Regions from separate parts of the Homo sapiens genome. Here region 1 is linked to region 2. Evidence: chromatin loops called from intact Hi-C (ENCODE). Cell type or tissue: adrenal gland. All regions are shown on one strand. Each heading gives the region's core, and the rest is flanking DNA. Links, peaks and the distances in the headings are about the cores only. Region 1 overlaps MYH7B (myosin heavy chain 7B). Region 2 overlaps MMP24-AS1-EDEM2 (MMP24-AS1-EDEM2 readthrough).

The links. Hi-C counts contacts between places; a loop is a spot of excess contacts. Peaks named below come from ENCODE experiments on the same cell type or tissue, not always from the same donor. Only the 100,000 strongest peaks of a DNase experiment are listed, where the experiment ranks them.
Region 1: it touches region 2 in a loop (1.8-fold over the local background); 3 of 110 quality-filtered maps call a loop at or near these places.

The regions. Positions count from the first base shown.
Region 1 is chr20:34,991,493-35,001,490 of GRCh38, reverse strand. It overlaps MYH7B (myosin heavy chain 7B), which reads right to left. Exons shown (of 45, transcript NM_020884.7): 25 at 8,266-8,389; 26 at 8,021-8,157; 27 at 7,090-7,345; 28 at 5,913-6,155; 29 at 4,969-5,145; 30 at 4,733-4,878; 31 at 4,318-4,408; 32 at 3,851-4,240; 33 at 3,070-3,196; 34 at 2,862-2,980; 35 at 2,576-2,772; 36 at 2,086-2,435; 37 at 1,796-1,920; 38 at 1,585-1,700; 5 more. Among named protein-coding and RNA genes, the nearest start is that of MIR499B, 6.0 kb to the right of the region's middle. RefSeq lists an enhancer at 2,230-2,729. In adrenal gland, for the core only: no CTCF peak of the experiment used is centred there; a DNase peak (open chromatin) is centred at 4,048; H3K27ac peaks cover 928 bases.
Region 2 is chr20:35,209,162-35,219,634 of GRCh38, reverse strand. It overlaps MMP24-AS1-EDEM2 (MMP24-AS1-EDEM2 readthrough), which reads left to right. Exons shown (of 15, transcript NM_001355008.2): 4 at 1,574-1,823. It also overlaps a transcript of PROCR not described here and the pseudogene MT1P3. Among named protein-coding and RNA genes, the nearest start is that of MMP24, 12 kb to the left of the region's middle. RefSeq lists an enhancer at 3,076-3,575. In adrenal gland, for the core only: no CTCF peak of the experiment used is centred there; no DNase peak of the experiment used is centred there.

The DNA.
Region 1 (9,998 bases), core at 1-8,000, 220 kb after region 2:
GCTCTGCAGCTTGTCCACCAGGTCCTGCATGCGAGCCAGGTTCTTCCTGTCCTCCTCGGCCTGGGCGGGCAAGGGGGACTCAGGGCTTGCTTGGGCTGGGCCAGCTCCAGGGCCACTCCCCAGGGAGACCCTGTCGCCCACCTGGTATGCGAGCTCCTTGACACGGCGCTCATGCTTGCGCACGCCCTTAAGGGCCTCGGCGTGCTTCTTCTGCTCTGCATCAAGCTCAGCCTCCAGCTCCCGTACCTGCAGGCAGGGGGACAGCCTGATGCCAAGCCCACCCCTGGGTCACCCACCCTGCCTGCGCCAAGGACTAGAGGGGCTGCACACACCTTGGCCTCCAGCTTCTGCACCTGCTTCTTCCCGCCACGGAGGGCGGCCTGTTCTGCCTCCTCAAGGCGGGCCTGGAGCTCGCGCACCGTCTGCTCCAGCGTCTTCTTCATCCGTTCCAGGTGTGCACTTGTGTCCTGCTCCTTCTTCAGCTCCTCGGCCATCATGGCCGCCTGTTGGGGAGGAGGAGCTGGTCAGGTGCCCAGCCTCAGGGAAGTCCCTCTGCAATTCTGTCCCAGGCTCCCCACAGCCCTTGCCCAGCCTCACATCAGTGATGGCCTTTTTGGCCTTCTCCTCAGCCTCCCGCCTCTCCTGTGCAGCCTCCTCCACCTCCCCGCTCAGCTGGGCCAAGTCCGCCTCCAGCTTCTTCTTCTGGTTTAGGAGGCCTGTGTTCTGAGGGGAAGAGGAGTCTCAGAGCCAGCCAGCCAGCAGGCCTGCACCTGCTCTGTCCCCAGGGACTCCTGTCCCCACCTGCGAATGCAGAAGGTTGAGGCGCTCGGTGGCCTCCAAAAGCTCCTGCTCTGCCAGTCGCCGGCTGCGCTCGCCCTGCTCCAGGGCAGCCCGCAGCTCCTCCAGCTCCGCAGCCAGCAGCGAGGCCCGGCGCTCCAGAGCCTGCGCCTGCTCGTGGAGCTCAGCTGCCAGCCGCTGCTCCTCGTCCCGCCCTGCCTGCTCCTCCTTGAGCTGTGCCTGCATCAGCCGCGTGGCAGCCTGGGCCTCTGTGGCCTGACGGGTGGCATGGCCCAGCTGCAGCTCCAGGTCGTTGAGGTCACCCTCCATCTTCTTCTTGAGCCGCAGCGCCTCATTGCGGGCCCGTGTCTCTGCATCCAGGGAGGCCTGCAGGGACTCCACAGCTCGCTGGTGGTTGCGCCTATGGGAGGAGGGTGGCATGAAAGGGGGTCTCGTAAGGGCATACCTGTCCTTACAAATGCCCAAGGACCGTTGGAAACGAACCCATTTTGAGAACAAATGAGTCACCCCTCCCCGATTTAAAGTCTCTTGTGACTGCCTGTGGCCCATCAGAGCAAGTTCATGGACAAGAGTGAGGCCCAGGCAGACAGAGGTGGACTGACTGGCTCCACCCCCACTGTGTGACTTTGGGCAAGTCCTTTAGCATCTCCGAGGTTCACAGCTAGAATGGAGACAGCAACCCGGACCTCAAAGTCCCATGGGAGGGACAGACTAGAGAGCAGAGTACACACTGCTTCCCTCCCCTTCTGCTCTCGGGAGGTGGGGACGGGAGAAGGATGGACACACCTCAGGTTAGCGCACTCCTCGTCTTTCTCTGCCAGCTTCCGGTCCACTTCTGCTTTGACCTGGGAGAGCTCCAGCTGGATCCGCAGCGTCTTGGTCTCCTCCAGCTCCAGGGCCCCCTGTGGATACAGAGCAGGCAGGGTAGGGTGGGGGGGGGGGATGGCCAGTGGAGCAGCAGGTCAGTGTCCACCCACCCCTGCAGCCAGCCCCTGACCTCTGCCTCCTCCAGTGCAGCCTGGATCTCACTCTTCTCGCCTTCCAGCGCCTTCTTGGTTTTCTCCAGTTCCTGGATGCTCTTCCCACTGAGACTCACCTGGTCTGTGAGGTCGCTGATCTCCTCTGCAGTGGACAGGGTGCTGAGAGGCCACCCCCATGGCTTGTACTCCCACCCAGGTCACTCCACTCACCCCTGATTCCAGGGTGGCCCCACCAGGGCACCCCCATAACTCAAAGTTGCTCCGACCCCAGGGCAGCACCCTGGCCCTGGCGTGTGGCAGGTCCTACCCTGCAGGTTCTTGTTCTCCCGCTTGAGCGTCTCCAGGGCTTCAAGTGCCTCCTCGTGGCCGTGCCGCAGCCGGAAGAGCTCGGTGCCCAGGCCACGGGACTCCCTCTGTGCCGCCTCCAGCTCCCGCTGCATCTCCTCCTCCTGCCGCCGCCGTTCCTCCAGTGCCCGTTCCAAGTGCCGCTGCTTCTTGTCCAGCGCAGCAGCTGCTGAGGTCGCCCGCTCCAGCTCCAGGGTTACATCCTCTGACTCTGTCTGTAGCCGCAGCTTGGCCTTCTCCAACGATGAGCACTTGGCGTTGGCAGCCTCCACGCCCTCCTCTGCCTCCTGCAGCCGCAGTGCCAGCTTTTTTCTAGGCCATGGAACCAGACAAGGTGTGGACCATGGAAGGAGGGAGAACAGCCCCAGCAGCTCCCTTCACCCACCCTCAGCGGGGCTCAGGCACAGGCATAAAGCTCTGCATGGCAGTGGCCTGGCCAGCAAAGCACTCACTTGGCCTCCTCCAGCTCCTCGGTCCTCTGGATGGCATCTGCTTCGTACTTGCTCCTCCACTGGGCCACCTCGGCATTGGCCTTGGACAGCAGCCGCTGCAGCTCAGCCTGGGCCTCAGCCTCCTCCTCGTGTTGCTCCCGCAGGAGGTCACAGTCGTGCCGCAGAGCCTGCACGGCGTGGGCCAGGGCACTCTTGGCCTGCAGGGACACCAGTGACCTCAGCGTTAGTGCAGCCCAGTGGCTCTGGTGCCCACCTGCCCACTCCATGGTCACCGGTGCCAGCCCACCTTGCTTTCCTCCTCTAGCTGGCGCCGCAACTCTTCCAGGCTTTGGGCGGCCAGGGCCTTTCCACGGCTCAGCTGACTGATCAGACACTCCTTCTCCTCTAGCAGGCGACTCAGCTCCCCTGCAGGCAAAGAGGCGAGCGGACAGGTCAGGCTGGTGAGGGCTGCACCAAAGCCCTGCCTGGTGTGGCCAGCTGAGCCCCAGCCTCACCGCTTTCCGTCTGTAGTCGCCCACGCTGCGTGCTTGCGTCCGCCAGCTGCCGCTGCAGCTCCTCCACCTTGATCTTGGCCTCGCTTAGCTGATCCTCATAGGTCCGGCACAGCTTCTCTGCACTGGCCTAGGATCCCAGGTTGGGAGTCAGGGGTCAGGAGTTAGATGTCAGAACAAGTTTGTGCATCAGATGGCAGGATCTGGGATCAGAGACTGGTAAGCTAGATGTGGGCCCAGGAATCAAAGGGAGAGCAGAGCCCCAAGTTCAAAGTCAGGGAAAGAGATTCTACTGCTGGGCTTAACAGGTGTCAGAACTGACAGGGCTGGGCCAGTCCCAGGGCAGTGGGTCAGGGTGAGAGTTGGGATGGTAGCTGCGGAGTCACCTGGGGACAATGGTCAGAGGTCAGCTGTCAGGATTATGTGGTAGAAAGGTCAGGGGTTAAGGCTAGGGTGCTGGGGTTCAGGACAGGAAGAGAGGACAGGTATTAAGTCAGAGTTCAGGAGTCAAGGGCTAGGGTCACAACTACTGCTGGTTCAAGGGTCTGAGGCTGGAAGTAGATGCTGGATCAGAAATGACCTGGAGTCAGGGAACAGGGCTTGGGAGTCACGGCTTAAGGTCAGGACTGGTAGGAGGCTGAGAAATGAGGGTTGTGTACCAGGTGAAGAGGTCAGGGCTCAGGATAAGGTACTGGGTGGAGGCTGGTGTGGGAACAGTATTGGCTGCTGGGATCGGGATTGGTTTAAAGTCAGGGTGGGTATGGGGTGAGGAAGGCACGGACACCTTGGCGCGGGTCAGAGTCTCCACGTTGGCAGCCAGGTCGTCCACCTCCATGCGCAGCTCACTCTTCTCCTTCTCCAGCTTCTGCCGCACCCGCTGCAGGCTGTCCACCTGCTCCCCCAGCTCCGCCGCGCCCTCCGCCTGCTTGCGCCGCAGTGCCGCCACTGTGGCCTCGTGCCGCAGCGCCGCCTCCTCCAGCTCCCGCCGCAGCCTCCCCAGCTCCGCCTCCCGCTTGCGGCAGCCCTCGCGCTGCCCCGCGGATGCGCCGCCTGCCTCCTCCAGCCGCTCGCTCAGCTCCTCCAGCTCCCGCGCCGCCTCTGCACGCTGCTTCTCCACGCGGGCCCGGGCTGCCCGCTCTGCCTCCAGCTCCTCTTCCAGCTCCTCCGCCCGAGCCTGGGGTGGGCACGTGGGGCAGCTGTCACCTCTGTGGGCCTCTGACCCCAGGCCTCACCCACCCGATCCCCACGCACCTGCAGCTCCTTGATCTTCTTCTGCATCTGGGCCCCCAAGAGCTGCTCGTCTTCCACCCGCAGGCTCAGCTGGCTCAGCTCGGAGTCCTTCCTGGGAGCCACAGAGTGGGTGGCCAGCACAGGCCTTAACTCCCACCCACCCGCCTGGGACCCCATAACGCCCCCCAGTCCCCTTCAGGCCCTGAGGGACCTCACCCCATGCACCTGCTGCACTGGGCCCTGAGGCCTCAGCCCTGGACCCTGGCTAGGGCCCTCAGTACAGGGAGGGCAAGACACTACCCCTGCACCCCAGTGCCCCATCTGTCAACCCCCACCCTTAACCTCTGCAATGCCGCAGGAACCACAAGAATCCAGAAGGGAACAAGGGCCAGGTGCAGGCTCAGAAGGCCCCCACCTGCTGCCCCACCACACCTACTTCTTGAGCTTCTCCTCCAGCTGCTGCTTGTCTTGAGCAGCATCAGCCACCGACTCCTGCGTCAGCTTCAGGTCACCCTCCAGCTTGCGCTTGGCCCGCTCCGTGTCCATGCGCAGCTTCTTCTCCTGCTCCAGGGAGCATTCCAGCTGCAGAGCAGGCACAGCAGGGGTCAGCCATGGCCCAAGCCAGCCGGCACCCCGGCCCCGCCACCCAGTCTCGGGGTGGCCCTGACTCACGTCCTCCACCTGTTGCTCCAGCCGGAGCTTGGCCTTGGTCAGCGCGCTCACACGGTCCTCCTCGGCCTGCAGGTCACCCAGGGCCTGTTGGTGGGCCTCCTGCAACGCCTTCTTCTCCTTGGTCAGCCGGGCCACTGACTCGTCCAGCGCAGCCATCTCTTCCGTCAGGTTCTTCACCTGTGCCAGGGCCAGGGCCAGAATGGGGACGCCCTTCCCCGCACTCTGAGCGGCCACCACACCACACCAGGTCAGAGCAAGTGCCCCTTCCAGCTATGGGACTCAGGCAAGTCACTTGACTCCGAGCCTCCACCGCTTCTGCCTGAGGGAAGGACCCTCCTCATGGGGTTGTAATGAGGATTCACGAGTGGATGCACCCGCAGTGCTCAGCACCACACCTGGCCTGGTGAGAAATCCACAGATGCCAGCCATGTGCAGTATTAGCATGTGCTCAGGGCAGCTGCCTCCTAGTCCCGGCTTCCTCAGTGAGCACCTGTGAGAACCTAAGCTGCCTACCCCTGCCTCACTTTCCCTCCTGTGTAATGGAGTCCCTCCTCCAGCACTGGGAACCACAGGGGCCATCACGAGGGCTCAAGGGCAGAAGTCACCTGCGGGATGCCGAGCTGGGGACATGGAGTTCCTGCCCTCAAGGGGCTTGCACTCCGGGATGGATGAGGATTGCCAGCATGTGCTAAACACCTACCGTGTGCAAGGCCTAGGAGCGTGTGCTCAGTAAAGGCCAATTACACACATCACCACCTACCCTAATGGGGTAAGTGCTGCTAACCCCACTTGACAGATAAAGAAACTGAGGCCCAGGAAAGGCAGTGACATGCCCAGGGCCAGAAAGCAGAGGCTTAGCAGAGCCGGGGTGGGACCTGCAGCCACCTGGCCCCAAAGCTGGCCCCTGGCTCAGGGCCCTTCCCCACAGCTGGCCCGGCCCACACCTTGTTCTCAGTGGCTTGCTTCTCCTTCTCAGCTTTGGCCAGTGTCAGCTCCAGGTCATCAATGTCCTTCTTGAGCTCCGTGCACTCGTCCTCCAGCTTGCGCCGGCGGGCGGCCAGGTCAGCGTTCACCTCCTCCTCATCCTCCAGCCGCTCACTCAGCTCCTTCACCTTCCCCTCCAGCTGCACCTTGGACTTGATCAGCAAGTGGCAGCGCTCCTCGGCATCTGCCAGGTTGTCCTGCTCCTGGAGGGCACACGGAACGGGGCCAGGTTGGGGGAGGGCCAGGTAAACCAGCAGAGAGACACCAGGCCAGGCCCTGGAGAGGAAACTGCCTCTGTAGCAAAGTTTGGCTGTGCTCTGAGAACTCAGGAATGTCTTGACTCGCTCTTGGGCATGGAAGGGCAATAGCGCAGAGGGACACACCAGAGCATTAAGAGGGGAAAGTTAGAAGTGCGGGGCGGCCCAGAGTGAGGCCCAAACAAGGGTTCTGAGAGGGAAGCCCGCTGCTCACTGCCCCGCTGTTGGGCTGAGGCCTTCCGAGGGGCAGGGTGAGCAGCAGCAGCCTCTGCACAGCCACGGACGGGCTCCTGGAGGCAGTCCCTGGAAGGGCTCAGGTATCCTTACCCCCCATTTCCTTACTGTCCAGCTGCGTCACAGTCTCCTGCACTAGCAGGTGAGTTTTGTGACCACAGGGCCATCTCTGTCTTCCCACCAACGTTCCTCCTGCACTAGCCTGAGCCTGGCACACAATTGATACACAAAGCCATGTGCCGAAGGCAGGAAAGCTTGCTCTGTGGACCTGGGGAGATTCCAGACCTTTGATCTGTGCTCTCTGGCTATCACCCTGTTACCTGCCACCTGGGTTCCCATGGCCCTTAACCAGAGAAGAGAGCATGGGTCTGTTTGGTTTCAGGGATTGCAGGGAGGGGAGAGCTGGGGAGCTGGGGTTCCTCTGCTTTAGCGGGAGGCCAAGGTGGCACGAGGGGAGAGTGCCAGGAAACGTGCCAGACGAGGCCTTGGGGTGGTGAGGCTGGGACATGGAGGCCTCATCTCATGGCATCTTTGGAACAGAGAGACATAAGGCCTGAGCCCCATGGGTCTCGCTGTACTATCCCTCAGAGCAGCCAGGGGTACTCGGGGCTGGGGACGCCCGGTCACAAGGGGAACCCTGACTCACAGCCTGCAGCTGCAGGGCCAGGTCATTCTTCTCCTGGGTGATGCTGACGTGCGTCTCCTCCAGTTCCTGGCGCTTGGCCTCGGCCGCAGCCAGCGCCCCTCGCAACCCCCGCAGCTCTGCCCGCAGGGCCGCCAGCTCCTCCTCAGCCTGCGCCGAGCGCAGCAGCGGCTTCATCTTGAAAAAGAGCTTCATCCATGACCAGTTCTTGACGGCATTGAAGGCACGGATGTTCCACTGGATGGTGAACAGCGCATCCCTAGGGAGGGGCAGCCAAGCTGTGAAGGTGGCTCAGTGCTGCCCGTCACAAATGGTGACACTCAGCACAGTTCACTTGTTTTGCCTTCCCAGCAGCCTCATGGAGTAGCTCCTAATAGCTCTGCTTTATAGGTGAGGGTGAGGGGAGGCCCACAGTCCCACAGGCCTGCCTCCAGTGAAGGGGCTCATGAGCCCCCCATGTCCTGGTGGCCTCTGCAATTCCCGGAAGACACCAGGGCTGTTAAGCCACGGGGCTCTGGAGTCAGCGGCCTGGGCTGACGTGCCAGCTAGCTCTGGATCTCTGACACGGGCACCCTTCTGCTGAGTGGAGGCCATCACAGCGCCTGTTTCTCAGGACCGTCAGCGCTTTAACCAGGATAATGCAGAGAAAGTATCTTGCCTGGGGCCCGGCCCGCAAGAGTCTTGGAAGACACTGGGTGCCATCGCTACCCCTCCGGGCCACACGCTGATGTCCTGAAATGGAGAGGCAAGTGCCGTACCCCGTTTTTTGAGGTGGGGAAATGGAGGCTGGGGGACACAGAACAGAACCTTGCCCCAACCAGCCACAGGGGCTGATCTGACTACAGGGCAGCATGTTAGGGTTGGGAGAGCCAGTGGGTCTGGGAGCTGAGAGGCAGGGGACACACCCTGTCCCCAGCCTCCTTCCCACACCCACCTGCCTCCCAGCAGGCGCTGGTACTCAAGGCGCATGAGGCGGCCACGGCTCCGCGCCTGCAGCAGCGTCAGCACCTTGGCCAGGCGCTGGTCACGGAGCTCTTCCAGGACGCCTAGAAGCCCAGCCTTGAAGAACACCTGGGGGCGGAGAGGTAGACAGCCAGGGTAACCCCCAACCATCCGCATGAACCCTGCCCAGTGTGACCGCCACAGCCATGGCCAGCCCTGATCCCACAGTGCCCCGACCTTGGTGTGGCCAAACTGGTACTGGGTGTGATCCAAGTCCAGCGAGCCCAGCAGTTTCTCTGTGGCCTTCCTGCTGTCCATGAAGGTGTCATCCGGGATGGCACTGGGGTTCAGGATACGGTACCTGGGAAAGGAGGGCAGAGCTGGTCAGGAGAGGGCTGGGTATGGGGCACAGGCCACTGAGAATGGGGAAGTCAGGGACTGAGGAGGCTCGTGTGGGTAGCAGGGGACTCGTTCCTGGGCCTCTCCGAGGCTGGTGCAGAGGTTCCAGCAGGGCACATGCCAAACAAGGGGGCCAGGGATGCGTCACCACACTGGGACACTAGGGACACTCCACTTAAAATCCCTGGGGGGTTGGCTGGGTGCGGTGGCTCACGCCCATAATCACAACACTTTGGGAAGCCAAGGCGGGTGGATTGCTTGAGCCCAGGAGTTCAAGACCAGCGTGGGCAACATGGTGAAACCCTATCTCTACTAAAAACACAAAAATTAGTGGGGCATGGTGGCGGGCGCCTGTAATCCCAGCTACTCGGGAGGCTGAGGCAGAAGAATTGCAGAATCGCTTGAACCTCAGAAGGCAGAGGTTGCAGTGAGCCAAGATCCTGCCACTGCACTCCAGCCTGGGTGACAGAGCAAGACTCCGTCTCAAAAAAAAAAAAAAAAACACAACCTTGGGGGGATTTTAAATGCATTCATTAAGTTTTTAAAGAGGCTTTTTACAGAAGGCATGCACTATTTTTAAAATTTTTTTAAAGGCAAAAAATATTAGTAGAAGGTGACATGCTGTACCCTATCACTGAAGAAACATTTGGGGGAAAATTCTTTTTTTTTTTTTTTTTTGAGACGGAGTCTCGCTCTGTCGCCCAGGCTGGAGTGCAGTGGCACGATCTCTGCTCACTGCAAGCTCTGCCTCCCGGGTTCAGGCCATTCTCCTGCCTCAGCCTCCCGAGTAGCTGGGACTACAGGCTCCCGCCACCACGCCCGGCTAATTTTTTTATATTTTTAGTAGAGATGGGGTTTCACCGTGTTAGCCAGGATGGTCTCGATCTCCTGACCTCGTGATCCGCCTGCCTCGGCCTCCCAAAGTGCTGGGATTACAGGCGTTAGCCACCGCGCCCAGCCCATTTGGGGGGAAATTCTAATGCAAAAGAGCCAGGGCTCCCAGCCTGCCCACTTCTAAGTGGACACATGCACAGGGCTGTGTGGGTCAGGTGGGCTACAGCCACGCTGTGAAGGCCCCTCATGAGGGGGACTCATTAAACAAAGCATGCAGTCCACCAGACTGTGAGATGTTTCACAGCCAAGAAAAACGGATGACGATGGCAGGCATACGCCTGGGGATAAGGAACGATCTCCAGGCCAGACTGTTAGAAAAAACAAGGTCACAGCACCATGCGTGTGTGTGCGTGTATGGTATCTGTGTGAACCTCTGTTTACAAAGGATAGTGTGGATGACACCATGACTTCTGGAGGGAGAAGGAACGATGGATGCTTGTTGCCCATTGAGGGAACGGGGAGGAGCTGGCAGCACTGCCCAGGTGCTTGCTATGTGCCAGGTGTCTCATGAAGCCTCGTCCACATGATTCTCGTTCAACTCCCAAATCTGCATCCTTTCTGCCCGCTGCCCTGAGCTCCAGATTGATAATCCCAATCTCCCCCATGACTTTTCTAGGATGTCTGCTGGAGGCATTTCAAACCTGATACACGCAAAACAGAGCTCAAACCAGTATCCC
Region 2 (10,473 bases), core at 1,263-9,262:
GCACATCTGTCATCCCAGGTACTCAGGAGGCTGAGGCACGAGAATCACTTGAACCCGGGAAGTGGAGGTTGCAGTGAGCTGAGATCGCACCACTACATTCCAGCCTGGGTGACAGAGTGAGACTCTGTCTCAAAAGAAAAAACAAAACAAAACAAAACAAAAACAAACAAACAAAAAAACTGGGGTGATAGACAACGAACAAAATGATTTAAATATATATATGTAGTTAAATAGCATTTTTTTTCTGTTGAGAAAAGCAGGATTTAGGACTTGAAATCTGAATGGTGTGTGTGTGTGTGTGAGAGAGAGAGAGAGAGAGAAAAAAAAAAAATTTTTGGATGGAGTGGCCAGGGAAGGCCTCAGTAAAAAAGTGAGTTTTTTGTAAAGATCTGGAGGAACAAGGGAGTGAACCATGTAGATATCTGAAAGAAATGAATCCAGGCAGACGGAACAGCAAATGCAAAAGTTTTGAGGCAAGAACGTGCCTGGTAGGTTTGAGGAAAAGGGTAAGAATCACTGTGGTTAGAGTGGAAGAGAGTGAGAGTATCAGGAGATGAAGGTTATGGAGGGAAGGGTGGTCTACATGAGATAAAAAACTGATGGGGCTGGGCATGGTGGCTCATGCCTGTAATCCCAGCACTTTGGGAGACTGAGGTAGGACAGTCTCTTGATCCTCTCACCTGATCATCATCTGTCATCTCCTGATACTCTCACTCATCACTTGAGGCCAGGAGTTCAAGACACCATCTCTACCAAAAACAAAAAAAAATTACCCAGGAATGGTGGGGTACACCTGTAGTCCTGGCTACTTGGGAGGCTGAGGTGAGAGGATTGCTTGAGCATGGGACTTTGAGAATGTCGTAAACTATGTGATCATCATTGCATTGCACTCCAGCCTGAGCAAGAGTGAGACCCTGTCTCTTAACAAAAACTGATGAGAGGTTCTGAGAGTGGAAGAGACATCTTCTGGCTTATGTTTTAACAGAATTACTTTGGTTGCTGGGCTGAGAAAAGGTTTTAAGACCATATCAGAAAGGCCAGTTAGGAGGCTATTACAATAATCCAAGTACAAGATGATGGCGGCTCAGACCTGGGTCCAAGTAGAGATACAGAGATGTAGTTGGATTCTCATAGACTTTGATTTTTAATTTTTTGTTTTTTGTATTTTGTATTTTTTCCCTTTACACTTTTTTTGGATTTTTTTGGAATCATAGATTTTGAAAGTAGAGTTGGCAGAATTTGTTAATGGATTGGATAGGAGGTATGAGACAAAGCGGAGAGTCACATTACCAATTACCAAACTTTTTTTTCAAGTCAAAATTGTTTTATTGTCATTCACATATTTAATATGAAAAGAAATGCAGCAAATGGCTCAGGGTTGTATTAAGGAAAAAAAACCAGGTTGTGCAGGTTGTTCTATTAACATCTGGGAGAAGAGCTGTCCCCACATCAGACACAGCAGCTGCACGCCCCTTTGCAGACACAGCCCTGGGCACACTTGGCACAGCCCATGGGGCAGCAGGAGCAGCAGCTCTTCTTGCAGGAGGTGCATTTGCACTCTTTGCACTTGCAGGAGCCGGCGCACGTGCAGGAGCCACCAGTGGTGCAGGAGCAGTTGGGGTCCATTTCAAGCCGCGGTAAGGCTGGAGATCTCAAGCGATAATGGAGAGACAGCAAGGCGCACGTGGACGGCGTGTTCACCAATTACCAAACTTTTTGACCTGAGCAACTAGAAGAATGGAGTTGCCATTATTTGACACAAAGAAGACTGCAGGAGGGACAGGTTTGAGTAGAAATATGAAGAGCTCACCCAAGTGGATGTGGTAAGTAGGCTATTTTGATATTTGGACCTGAGTTCAGGAAGAAGGTTGAGAGTGAAGTGGGAATTTGGAGGTTTTCAGAATCAATATAATATGTAAAACCCAAGGGACTGAAGAAATTACTTAGGAAATGAGTGTAGACAGAAAAGCAAAGAGTTCCAATGACTGGATCCTGGGGCAACTCTAATACTTAGAGGTTGGGAAAATGAAGAGGAATCAGCCAAAGACACTGAGAAGGAAGAGCCAAAAAGAAGAAAACCAGGAAAGTGAGAACTCCCGGAAGCCAAGTGAATAAAATGTTTTAAGAAAGAGAGAGTAATCAACTGTGTCACACAGATCAAATAATATGAAGATGAATAGAAGGTAATTAGATTTACCAATGTGGAGGTTGTTGGTGATCTTGAGATGTTTTGGTGGAGTGTATGGGACAAAAATCTGATTGGAGTAGGTTCAAGAGGAATTGAAAATGTTGAGTATACAGGTTATAGCTTTTTCAAGAAGTTTTACTACAAAGAAGAAGGAGAAAATGTGGCAGCTGTAGTTGGTAGTGGAGTCAAAACAGACTTTTTGTTTGTTTTTAAGATGGGAAACATAACATTTGTATGTTGATTGAGACTGATCCAGGAGAGAGGGAAAAATTGATGATGCAGGAGAGAGAGGAGAACTGCTGAAGCCATGCCCTTGAGTAAGCATGTATATGAGTGAGGAGGTTGGCTATGAGCTAGGATAATTCCTCCATAATAAGAGGAAAGAACAGGACTTTTAGCAGTACAAATCTGGTACCAGTGTGGAGAAGAGCTTAAAGGGAGAACTTGCATTTGTTGGTTACTTACTTTTTGTCTAGCATTGTTAGATGCTTTCCTCACAAGAGTTCTTTTTTATTTTTACTTGTATTTTTATTTTTTTCCAATCATATTCTTTCTAATTATTTTTATTTTTTTAGAGACAGGATCTCACTCTGTCACCCAGGCTGGAGTGCACTGGCATGATCATAGCTCACTGCAACCTCAAACTCCTGGGCTCGAGCGATCCTCCCACCTCAGTCTCCTGAGTAGCTATGACTACGGGTACGTGTCATCATGCCTGACTAATTTTAATTTTTTTTTTAAAATGGAGGTCTCACTATGTTGGCCATCCATGGCCAATATAACAGCCATGTAACAGTCACCGTGCCTGACTGCAGCAGTTCTCAATGTATGAGGAAAATGGGTTGTGACACTGTTGTAATGAGGCAAGAAAAGTTAAGAACTGAACTCAAGCTGCTGAAGATCCAAGATACTGTGCTCTTTATGCTCTGCAAAACTCCCCCACCCTTGCCCCTACCCCCACCAAATTGCATTGGCCTCTCACTGCAGATGTCAGGATGCCATCCATTTGGATAGGAAGAAACTGACACATTGGCTCAACCATAGGGTAGAGTTGCTTGTTTCTTATAAAGGAAAGAAAGATTTGAGTGGTCGTAAGAATCTGCAGTACTAGGCAGCTCTTGGTGCTGGAGGGCCTTCGCCCTGAAGCCAGGCAAATTTACCCAAAAGATAAAGACATAAAAAGAAAATGCAGGAACAAGGAAGAGTGACATTCTTTATTTTTTATTTTGTTTTATTTATTTATTTATTTGAGACAGAGTTTCGCTCTTGTAGCCCAGGCTGGAGTGCAATGGTGTGATCTCGGCTCACCGCAACCCCTGCCTCCCGGGTTCAAGTGATTCTCCTGCCTCAGCCTCCCGAGTAGCTGGGATTACAGACATGCACCACCACGCCTGGCTAATTTTGTATTTTTAGTAGAGACGGGGTTTTTCCATGTTGGTCATGCTGGTCTCGAACTCCCAACCTCAAGTGATCCTCCTGCCTCGGCCTCCCAAAGTGCTGGGATTACAGGAGTGAGCCACTGCGCCCGGCCAGAGTGACATTCTTAGTAGAGATCTGAAAGGAAATATAAATGAGAGGGTGGCTGGAGAGCACAGTCCAGCTTAGGAAGTCTCCTTGACCTCTCTCCTCCTTCCTCTGAATTCCTATTTCAGCAGCTAACAGTCAATGAAAAGCAATTTACCTACATCAAATCACTTAATCCTCACCACTGTCCTGTGAAGTGGATTCTAAGGAAAGGGTGAGAGAAGTGACCTACCCCACGACACACCTAAAAAACAGCAAAACCAGGAGTAGAACCCAAGTGTCTGACACTAAATTCATGTCCTTAACCCTTGGTGCCTTTGTTCATTCATTAATTACCTCAAAAATTCTGTAAACATTACTCAGAAGCCACTCTGTGGAAGGTACTGGGGCAAGTGAGGCCGTCTTCAGGTTAAAAAAAAAAAAAAGATAAGACTTGTGCACATAAAAGGCGTGACAAATAACCACAAAACATTACACCATTCTATAGGATTTCAGAGGGGAGTGAGGTCACTCTGGCTGGGGATATCAGGGAGATCAAGGAAGGTTTCCAAAAGGAAGTAGCATTTGAGATGAGTCTATATAAACTGGTAATATTTTAAAAGCTAATAGTTTTATATGCAATATACACAGAACATTACCACACACGTGTTCAAAAGTTACAAGCAATGGAAGACTGTGTGAAGTTTTAATTGGCAGAAAATGGAGGGTAAAAGGCCGGGCGCTGTGGCTCACGCCCGTAATCCCAGCACCTTTGGGAGGCTGAGGCGGGTGGATCACTTGAGGTCAGGAGTTTGAGACCAGCCTGACCAACATGGGTGAAACCCCGTTTCTACTAAAAACACAAAAAAATTAGCCTGGCTTGGTGGCGCGTGCCTGTAATCCCAGCTACTCAGGAGGCCGAGGCAGGAGAATCTCTTGAACCCAGGAGACAGAGGTTGCAGTGAGCTGAGATGGTGCCACTGCACTTCAGCCTGGGCTACAGAGTGAGACTCCATCTCAAAAAAAAAAAAAAAAAGAAAAAGAAAATGGGAGGTAAAGGCCTGGAGGAAGGAAAAGGTCTGATTGTTCAGGATCTAGAGAAGGTCCCAGTCCAATCCCCCGACTCAGTCTCAATGTCCAGCCCCAAATGACTTGAGAGTATTTCTTACTCAGGTTTCTCCCTTAAAAGCATATTCAAACCAATGCATACAATGGGACACTATGCAGCCTTTTGTAATTTTTTTTTTTTTTTTTTGAGATGGAGTTTCGCTCTGTCGCCCAGGCTGGAGTGCAGTGGCGCGATCTCGGCTCACTGCAACCTCCACCTCCTGGGTTCAAGCAATTCTCCTGCCTCAGCCTCCCGAGTAGCTGGGATTACAGGCGCCCACCACCACGCCTAGCTAATTTTTTTGTATTTTTTTAGTAGAGGCAGGGTTTCACCGTGATAGCCAGGATGGTCTCGATCTCCTGACCTTGTGATCCACCCGCCTTGGACTCCCAAAGTGCTGGGATTACAGGCGTGAGCCACCGCGCCCGGCCCAATGCAGCCATTTTTTAAAATGAGGAAGTACTTACGAATTTATGAATAATTAGGACATTATTTCCAAAATGTAATGTTAAGTGGTAAAAAAAAGGCAAAGGTGCAGAATCCTGGATATTGTAGGCTACTATTTGTGTAATAATCGGAAAAAAGAATACATGTGTGTGCATGCACTTGCTCATTTACACATAAAATAGGGACAGATACCCAAGGAACTGATAATAGTGCTTACTTCCTGGAGGGAAGCTTAAGTGGTTTGAGGACAGGGTGGGAAGGCAATTTTTATTTTTATTTTTTAATTTTTTTTAATTATTTTATTTTATTTTTTTGAGATGGAGTCACGCTCTGTTACCCAGGCTGGAGTGCAGTGGCACAGTCTCGGCTCACCGAAACCTCTGCCTCCTGGGTTGGAGCAATTCTCTTGCCTCAGCCTCCGAAGTAGCTAGAACTACAGGCAAACACCACAAAGCCCAGCTATTTTTTATATTTTTAGTAGAGACAGTGTTTCACCATGTTGGGCAGGCTGGTCTCGAACTCCTGGCCTCATGTGATCCGCCTGCCTTGGCCTCCCAAAAGTGCTGGGATTACAGGTGGGAGCCACCATGCCTGGCTGGAAGGAGATTTTTCTCACTGTATACCTTTTTGTATCTTTTGACTTTTTAATCATGTGGATATATTATCTCTTCAAAAAATAAGTACAAGCTGAGCATTTTTTCCCTTTAATATTGTATGTTCTCCAAATGAACAAGCTGAGCTTCTAAAAAAATAAGTGTAATAGTCTCTAAAGGCCACTCCCTGAAAAGAGGGCTTATATTGCAAAATACTGGTATACAGTGAAAGCAGTAACAGTTCACTTAGGTTTCAAAAATTCAGGCCTTCATCTGCATGGCCAAAAAAAAAGCAGAAATAAAGCAACAAACTATAAACTAGGTAAAATATTTATTATTATTTTTTTAACGTAAAACAGCTGTTATAAACCAATAAGAAAAAGACCTATGACCCAATTCAATAATGGCGAAGGACTAAATGGGCTTCATGCAAACAGAAATATAAATGGACTCTTTTTTTTTTTTGAGACAGTCTCGCTCCGTTACCCAGGATGGAGTGCAGTGGCACGATCTTAACTCACTGCAACCTCTGCTTCCTTGGTTCAAGCGATTCTCATGTCTCAGCCTCCCAAGTAGCTGGGACTACAGGCACATGCCACCATACCTGACTAATTTTTTTGTGTTTTTTGTAGAGACGCGGTTTTGCCGTGTTGGCCAGGCTGATCTGGAACTCTTGGCCTCAAGTGATCCATCTGCCTCGGCCTCCCAAAGTGCTGGGATTATGGGCGTGAGCCACTGTGCCTGGCCTGAACAGACTCCTATAATAATTTTTTAAATGACCAACCATGTTTGTAATTAAAGAAAGGCAAATTAAGACAATCAGCCACTGCTTTCTTAACATTATCAGACTGCAAATACCAAAAGGTTGGATACTACAGAGTGTTAAAGAGGGCATGATAAAACAGATACTCCTCCATACTGTTGGAAGAGATACAAATTGGTTTACTCTCTTCAGGTCACCAACTGGCAATGCCTATCAACCTTGAAAATGAGCATACCTTTGACCCATCAATTCTAATTCTGAGAATTTATCCTAGATAGATATCCTTGCATAGGTGCAAACACAAAATTATTTGTAGCAAATTATTCAATTGCCTCATTCTTTGTAATTACAAAACACCAAAATCAACCTAAGTACTTTCCAGTTGGGGAAATTGCTACATCTAAACTGAGGAATACACTGGGAAGAAGTTGAAAATGGTGTGGCTGTGTATTACTGTTACGACAAGACCTTGATTTAGCCCCTTCATTATCTCTTACTTGGACCGCAGTAATAACTTCCCAGCAGGTCTCCCTGCCTTCATCTTGCCCTCTTGCAGGACCTGCTACGTAATTTGCAGGGCCCAGTGCAAAAATGAAAATGCAAGTCTCCTTGTTAAAAAAAAAATAAGAATTTCAAAATGATGACAGCAGAACATTAAAACAAGCGTGAGGGCCCTTCTAAGAGGGGGGCCCTGTGTGACTACAGAGGTCACAAGTCCATGAAGCAGGTCTTGCCCCTTGAGTGTCACTTGGACACTGGCTGCCCATGTGACATGCTGCATCCTCTGCCTGGAACATCCTTCCACTGCCATCTCTTTTTCTCTATGATGTACTACACGCCTGCCAATAAATAACTCTAATGTGACCTCCTTTGGGAAGTTTTCCCAAAGTCTTAAAAAGTTCTTACTCAAAGTCTTACAAAGTTCTTACTCAAATCACTCTTTCTTCAGTACTCCCCTAGCTCTTGCACATAGTTTTATTAACTCTTTATCACAGTGTTTGTTTTTTTTTTTCTTGAGACAGAGTTTCACTCTTGTAACCCAGGCTGGAGTGCAGTGGCATGATCTTGGCTCACTACAACCTCTGCCTCCTAGGTTCAAGCAATTCTCCTGCTCTCAGTCTCCCAAGTAGCTGGGATTACAGTTGTGAGCCACCACACCCAGCTAATTTTTTTATATTTTTAGTAGAGATGGTGTTTCACCATGTTGGCCAGGCTGGTCTCAAACTCCTGATCTCGGGTGATCCTCCTGCCTCAGCCTTCCAAAGTGCTGATATTACAGGCGTGAGCCACCACGCCCAGCCGATCACAGTGTTTTTATAATTATTTCTTTAAAAGTTTCTCTCCTAGAGTTTCTGCAGGACTTGGCCTATGGATTGTGCTTTGTTTGTTTTTTGGGTAACTCTGGCACCTCATACATTACCTAGCACATGGGAGTTGAGAGAATGAATCAGCTGGAGTGGATGTATTTGGATGGGTGTGTTAAAAAATCAGCCATATATTGCTTCACAGTTACACCTCATCTTCAGGTTGTTAAATCTGACTGGACTCTTAATTTAATAGAGGCCAGCAGGTCCTGATGACTGGTTCTTCATTCCAGGAGCCATAGAATAGTATCAGACAGTCCCTTGAAGGGGTGGGAGGTACCTGGACCTGAAAATTTTGGAGGCTCCCGCAAGCCATTTACACCTATCTCTGAATCTCCTTATACCTTTCACGCTTTTAAAATGGAGGTGCAATCTCATTAGGGCCCACTGGCCCCATCAATCAGTGCCAGGTTCCAGGAACCCAGTAGTTTCAGATTGCCCCCAGTCCTTTGCAACACTGGTTTTCAAATGGGGTATGCAATAGCCGTAAAGTAAATGAAGGCTTGGTAAGCGGTACTCATGCATGGATATATTTAAGGAAATTCATTTCCAGATCCTCAACTTCCAGATGTACTCCACCTGAGAAAGTTCCTGGGGTTGAGGCTCCAAGCCGACTTTTTCTTCATAATTGTAGTTCTGCTAGTCTTCATAAGAAAGGCCAGGCATGGTGGCTCACGCCTGTAATCCCAGCACTTTGGGAGGCAGAGGTGAGTGGATCACCTGAGGTCAGGACTTCAAGACCAGCCTGGCCAACATGGTGAAACCCTGTCTCTACTAAAAATACAAAAATTAGTCAGGCACAGTGGCACGTGCCAGTAATCGCAGCTACTGGGGAGGCTGAGGCAGGAGAATCGCTTGAACCCTGGAGGTGGAGGTTGCAGTGAGCCGAGATCACACCATTGCTCTCTAGCCTGGGCAAGAGTGAGACTCCATCTCAGAGAAAAAAAAAAAAATGGAAAAAAGAAAAGAAAGAAAGGCATATATCTGACCCACCCTGAATGATACATTGCACGGGGCAATTAAAAAAAAGTTCAGAACTGGGGACAGTTAAAAATACAAGATTCAGAAAATAGCCTTCTATTATCTTTTAAAAATATGTCTATATTTTTGTTTGTTTGTTTTGAGACAGGGTCTCGCTCTGTTGCCCAGGCTGGAGTGCAGTGGCGCAACCGTAGCTTACTGCAGCCTCAATCTCCTGAGTTCAAGTGATCCTCCCGCCTCAGCCTCCCAAGTAGCTGAGACTACAGGCGTGTGCCACCACACCCACCTAATTTTTAAAAATTTTTCATAGAGATGAGGTCATACTATATTGCCCAGGCTGGTCCTCAATTCCTAAGCTCAAACAGTTCTCCCATCTTGGCCTCCCAAAGTGTTGATATTACAGGTATGAGTCACTGCACTTGGCCTAATGTTTTTTAAAAATTTTATTTATTTATTTTCTTAGAGATAGGGTCTTGCTCTGTTGCCCAGGTAGAAGTATAGTGGCATGATTATAGCTCACTGCAGCCTTGAACTCCTGGGCTCAAGCAATTCTCCCACCTCAGCCTCCCAAATAGCTAGGACTACAGACACACACCACCACACCTGGCTAATTTTTTAATTTTTGTAGAGATGGAGTTTCTCTATGTTGCCCAGGTTGGTCTCAAACTCCTGGGGTCCAGTGATCCTCCAGACTCAGCCTCCCAAAACATTTGGATTACAGGCTTGAGCCGCTGTGCCCAGCTCACATTATTTATCAAAATTATTTTAAGTGGTATGTGAGCAAAAGACTATGAAGACCACTGGTTCAAGACCATAGGCTATGGTGGCCTTTAGGAGGTTTTCTAAGAGGTAGTGGCCTAGTCTTCTCCACCTCTAGTCCTCTGAAACTGAATCTGTTTCACTAGGCAGACCAAAAAAATCATCGTAGACCAAGAAAGTCATTGCACTTGATTTCTTTGTAATTACCACCATGGTTGACCAGTCTTCTTTTTGAAATACACTTCCCCTGACTTTGGCATCATTGCACATTCCTGATTTTCCCCTCCTTGGCCCCTTGTCCTAAGTTTTTGCTAGCTCCATCTCTTCCAGTTGACCTTTTAAATTCTGGAGTTTCTCAGGGAAGTTATAAGCCTTCTACTCTTTCTATTATTTTCTAAGAAATGTCATCCATGACCACAGTTTCAAATATAATCTGTATCCCAACAACTCCCAACTTTCTATTTCTAGCATAGACCTTGCTCCCAAACTCCTGAATCTGATTGCTTATTCCACATCTATACCTTAATGTCTCGTGGGATTCCCGAACTGCAAAAAGCCAAAGCCAAGTTCATATTCTTTCCATTCATAATGTCTTCCTCCTCTAGGCTTCCCCTGCTTAGTAACAGTGCTCTATCTGCCCAGTTGTTCATGCCAGAGACCTGGAAGGCATTCTTGATGTCTCTTTAACCTCCCCCATAGCCAACCAATAATTTATTCCTATGAATTCTACTTCATGTAAGATTTCCCTAAGCCTCCAGACCAGGCTA